2 separate regions of the Homo sapiens genome follow, and region 1 is linked to region 2. The links are chromatin contacts, found by Hi-C or POLR2A ChIA-PET in ENCODE. All regions are on one chromosome and are shown on one strand. Each heading gives the region's core, a stretch centred on a gene start or an enhancer-like site at or near the end of the contact. The rest is flanking DNA. Distances are from core to core; before and after follow the strand shown.

Region 1 (2,700 bases), core at 45-2,544, 34 kb after region 2:
ACATTATCTGAGCCCATGATGAATTCTGGCACAATTCTAGGCTCAAGTATTCTAATATGAATTTTAACATTCACTATGAAGTTGACTGACAGAGCTGAACACTCAAGTCATATGTAATCCAAAGCTAGAAGGCGATGGTTACAAAGGAGATGCACAGTGAATATTTCTGATAGATCCACATTTACAAAGAAATAAAACCATAGATATTTTCTGATCCATGAAAATCCACTTTGCACATCAGCTTAAAAGAAAAAAATGAATTAAAAAGAGTCCTTCAGAAAATACTTTCTAAAGAACTATCATTCAACACAAGAATAACTCAAGGGGGCCCTCAGTATGGTCTTCTTATAAACAATTTAAAAGTTCCCCGAAAGCCATCCAAAAGCAAACAAACCATCTGACGTCCCCGATCCAGTAAAAATGTTCTAGGAGAACTGAGTGCTGATAAATTACTGGCAGCCAAAAAAAATCTTAAAAATTTCCAAAGGTCTTTAAATCTTACCAAAGTTCCAGACATTTGTCCATGATGAAAGTGGAGACTCACTCATGGAAGCGCACAGTAAAGCTGTGAGCAGCAGCAAAGGTCTCCAGAGGCAACTATTATCTTCAAGAGTTTTTTCTTATCTTTTTTCAGAAAAAACAGTCCAAAATGCTCTCATTAATTCTTACTCCAAAGCAGTACTCCGTTTCAAATATTGTTAAACAGAACCATTTTAAGTCAGTCCCCCAGAGCAGTCAGATTTCCACGTTGGAAAGGAAGAAAAATATGATGATGATCTTTTTCCAAAGGCTTGTGAACCTGCTCAGTCAGATTCCACGTGTGCCTGCGCTCAGGCAGCGCGTCTGTCATCAACAGCTTAATTCCGTTTTCGCATCAAACCACACCAGCAGACAGTGCGTTCTCTGGAAACACTTGTATTTTCCTGGCTCCGGGCTCCATCAACAACACATTCAAATGCCCATGTGAAGGGCCAAGCTCCTGGTCGGGGCGTCCGTAGACACCCACCCTTCATCCACCTCCAGGCACCTGCGACCCACACAGCAGCACCCCAGGGCCCTGGCACCCCTCAGCACATTCGAGAGCGCTGCCTTCATGTGAAACAGGCACATTCACACCCTCCCCGGCGGGCCCTGGCACCTCAGACACACCCATGGGATCTCAGCCAAGCACCCCCTTGTTGAAGAAGTACTCAGACACTGAATGATCTGGAGAAAACCCAAACTCTGGCAGACAGTGGATCCAGCCCGTGACAGGCCCGGGCGGAGGAACCAACGGCCTCAATCAGGGCTTGGGTGAGGAGTCTCCGTGGGCTGCAGCTGCTCGCCACTAGAGGGAGCTCTGGGACTATACATTTTCCCCCAAATAAACTAAACCTCCCTGGTGGACCTTAAAGAATTAAGGCTTTTTCAGGCCGGGCGCGGTGGCTCACGCCTGTAATCCTAGCACTTTGGGAGGCCGAGGCGGGTGGATCACGAGGTCAGGAGATCGAGACCATCCTGGCTAACATGGTGAAACCCCGTCTCTACTAAAAATACAAAAAATTAGCCGGGTGTGGTGGCGGGCACCTGTAGTCCCAGCTACTCGGGAGGCTGAGGCAAGAGAATGGCATGAACCAGGGAGGCAGAGCTTGCAGTGAGCCGAGATCGTGCCACTGCACTCCAGCCTGGGCGACAGAGCCAGACTCTGCTTTAAAAAAAAAAAAAAAAAAAAAAAAAAGAATTAAGGCTTTTTCCTAAATATTCATTGTAGTAATATATTACTATTAAAATATTAAATATTCAGTGCCATTGAACACATTCTGTGGGCGGAGTGAGAGAAATCACTTTGATATGGCCTAAAAGAACTCTATGGTAAATATTTTTAATTAGGATTCAAAATTTAATTAAAATTAAATATAAAAACTAGTAACCTGAATATCGAGGCTATTGCGTTACAGGTAAATGCGGTCAGCCTATAAATAATGAGAATGATGGATATTTTCTGGATAGCATTTTCACATCCATTTTATAAATTGGGAGAGTATTTGAATCTAATGACAATACAGAAAAAATAGCAAATTCAATTTTTAAAATAGCTGTATGGAAATAGAAAATACTGAAAAAATTACATTCTACAAAGCATGCATAAAATAGATACAAATGTAATCACAGGGAGGTCTCTAAGAAACCACTGCTAAACATCCCACTGCCAGTAAAACTTATGTAAAGGTTCTTCTTTGGTCTTCTTCCACTATAAGTTTATAGAAAACTTATGCATTAAGGTAATTTAGTCCATTCTCCTGAGTTTTGCCAATTCTAAAAGAAAAAAAAATCTATCCAGTTTTTTGGATCCCAAAAAAGATGATAACATTCTCTCCTTTGCTTAACCTATCAGCATGAACACTCATTAAAACCAAAATCACAGATGCCTCTTTCTAAACCTACTACCTAACATTCTGTTTCTCAAATATATATTTTTAAAAACATCTTCAAAACGAGAAAAACAGTACAGAAAACAAGTGTTCTGCTACAGGCTTGGAACCTCACTTGCTGCAGCTATGGACGGTGTGGATGGTTGTGCATGTTGCACACTGCAGCAATCAGAGGCCAAAATCAGCCACCGAAGCTAGGTGTTGGCACAGCAGGAGGCCTTTATCTAATATGACAAAGCTGGAAAAAGCCCAGTGGTAGCAAAACCATCCTCCAAATAAGTTGCACAGA
Region 2 (2,795 bases), core at 136-2,635:
ACCCTGATGTGAGAAGAAGAAAAAGACACCGTTATCAGAGACACACCAACACCCTGTCCTTATCGCATTCTTCTGACATTTGTGGTCAATAAGTACTAGAGTTAACTGGCTCACACTATTTATTTACTTCATCTACCCTCCCAGGAGGGCCACCTTGTAGTTAATAAGTGAAACCAGCATTCTTCTCCCTAAGCTGAGCATTCTTCCTCCCTCATCTACTTAGGGAGATACTTTAGAGAATGAGATGTTGATACCTGGAATCTTTTGAAAACAATGACATGAATACTATTAACTTTAGATTTCACCTCCCATCCAAAGCAAAAAGATACACAAACACATCTGTTCAGTTCCCCCAAATGCATCAGAAGACACTGATCTGTTATCACCTAATTATTTGTCAATAATAACTGGCAATGCCTAGGTTTATAGACTTAAGTTGTTCCATGAACCATGAATCATGAAACAAGTTCATTTGTGCCATCATCAAGGAGATAGAAATACATCAATATGATTCAAATTACTCATTTCTCAATGCTTTGCAGATCCACACTGTAAAATGCACATTCAAAGTCTGGAGATAAACATACCGGCGAGCCCTTGGGGCCAGGAAGACCCGGATGGCCATCTCTTCCAGGAGAACCCGCTCTCCCTGGCATGCCGGGCTGTCCTGGAAAGCCTGGGTCTCCTTTGTCACCTTTGAGCCGCAAGTCGAAATAAAACTCACCAGGCTCCCCCTTGGCTCCTGGCTGGCCTATCAGCCCTGGTGTACCTTGAGGGCCCTGTAAGAACAAAGCCTTGTGATCCACAGAAGAACCCATCCATGAAGCACACCAGTGTGACTGTAACACAAGCAACCATAGAATCAAGAAGCCACCTTCTTGAAAATGGTCATGCATTCATGCCTCATCATTGATTTTCTAGATGCAAGCCAGGAGCTCTGTGACAAAGCCCTGGTCTGCTGCACTTCTTGTGTTTTTCTTAAAAACACTTATCTTAATTAGATATTTCAAGCAAAGACCTGGATGGGGCAGAGGGAGTTATAGTGTGGCTTTGGGCACCCAGCTCTCCTCCAGGAGTTTTCTTACCCTAACAACTGCTCAACATTCATAGGAACACACAGCACCTGTCAGAAGGTTCTGATTGATGTGTGGTTCATTGTGCAGCTTCAGTAACAGACAGACTCAAAGAACAATCGCTGTCCTCAGCTCTGCCTGCTGCCTCAGCCCCACCGGCAGCACGCAGAAGCCTTTTCTCCAGCTTCTGGGCCCACTGAGCTACCCGTCAGCACCTCCTGGCCAGTGCTGAATACTCCTGTGCATATTGAACAGGCTTCCTTTTATGCTCATGCCCAGAATTCCAGAAGAGATAAGGACTTCCAGGGCACCAGTGAGAGATGAAACTCTGGGAGTGGGCACTGGGCCAGCTCTAAAATGAGTTATGTTGAGTCAGCAGAGTCAAATTGACTTTCCCAAGAGACTCACACTAGAACGTTGCTCAGTTCCTGGAAAGTTAAAACTGCAAAGAACACCCATACCCACCAATGGCTTCTCCTCCAGCATCCTGAGACTTGGGTTTCACAAGAAAAACAGAAAATGTTTCCAACAATTGTCCCATTGACTTGTTCACTTAGGCCTGAGAAAGGCATCTTCAGACTCCCTGTCGACTTGGCAGAATTTTAACTCTGGCACAATTCACTTAATGTGAATTTTTTTTCATAAACTTCCTTGCAGAAGGTTCTTAGATATGTATGAATCCCTCACATGCACACGCTTCTGTGTGTACAGATGCTATGTGCTTCTCAAAGGAAGAAGTTGGTCAACCAAGGACAGACCAACATTTGCCCAATCTTTAGACTGAAAATATGGCTAGCATTGGTTACCAGCCTGCTAGGCACTATGACCCATTCTATAGCATCTCTGACCCTTATTGCAGCTCTGCAAGGAAAACATGGAAACCAGGACATAGCAGAGGAAGAAGCTGATACTCAAAGAAGTGAGCTGATAGATCCAAGACTACTCAGCCAGAAAGTGCTGGAACTGGGATCCACATTTATGCATTTCCAGCTGCAAAACTTGTACCTTATGCCTGTGCCTCTGGAGTGCTAAGGAGAGTTAGGGATGAGCGAGTAAAATCTGCCCATTACACAGGGGGAGAGGTGGGGCTTGAAGGACTTCTGTGTCCTGCTCAAAGTCAAACAAACAGCAAATGTGGGACTAACCTAAATGGAGCAGACTTGCTTTCCTGCCTGAATTGCTTCCTAACAGCTGAAACATCGCAGGCTAAGGAACGGGAGAAGCTGCTCTGCCTCCCATTCCATCTTCCATACCAACCACGATGCACTGACTCCTGGCCCAATCCCATCAAGCAGGCTTCCAGAAGTATGGAGAGAGTCGGCAGCAACTCTCTGCACTGTTCAATATGACTTGGAAAGTTAAATTAAATAACACAAAAAATGCAGTTCCTCCATTACAGTGACTACATTTGTTTTTGTTTTTTGTTTTGTTTTGTTTTTTGCTTGTTTTGTTTTGTTGAGACAGATTTTCGCTCTTGTTGCCCAGGCTGGAGTGCAATGGCGCCATCTCGGCTCACCGCAACCTCCGCCTCTCAGGTTCAAGAGATTCTCCTGCCTCAGCCTTCCGAGCAGCTGGGATTATAGGCATACGCCACCACACCCAGTTAATTTTGTATTTTTAGTGGAGACGGGGTTTCTCCATGTTGGTCAGGCCGGTCTCGAACTCCCGACCTCAGGTGATCCGCCCGCCTCGGCCTCCCAAAGTGCTGGGATTTCAGGCGTG

Evidence for each region. Hi-C counts contacts between places; a loop is a spot of excess contacts on that map. ChIA-PET counts read pairs that join two places held with the same protein, here RNA polymerase II (POLR2A).
Region 1: a map of Caco-2 shows a loop between it and region 2 (2.7-fold over the local background). The contact joins two enhancer-like sites. A Hi-C loop is called at or near these places in 1 of 168 maps with a recorded cell type or tissue (Caco-2). POLR2A ChIA-PET finds 5 or more read pairs at or near these places in 2 of 52 experiments (Panc1 and activated naive CD4-positive, alpha-beta T cell).

Annotation. Positions count from the first base shown.
Region 1 is chr13:110,221,082-110,223,781 of GRCh38, forward strand. All of the region lies in intron 2 of COL4A1 (collagen type IV alpha 1 chain), which reads right to left. Among named protein-coding and RNA genes, the nearest start is that of COL4A1, 85 kb to the right of the region's middle. Within about 2 kb of position 1,295, at least 20 of the 41 ENCODE cell types and tissues checked have a DNase peak (open chromatin) inside an H3K27ac peak, as active enhancers do.
Region 2 is chr13:110,186,551-110,189,345 of GRCh38, forward strand. It overlaps COL4A1 (collagen type IV alpha 1 chain), which reads right to left. Exons shown (of 52, transcript NM_001845.6): 25 at 588-779; 26 at 1-3. Among named protein-coding and RNA genes, the nearest start is that of LINC03082, 59 kb to the left of the region's middle. Within about 2 kb of position 1,386, at least 6 of the 41 ENCODE cell types and tissues checked have a DNase peak (open chromatin) inside an H3K27ac peak, as active enhancers do.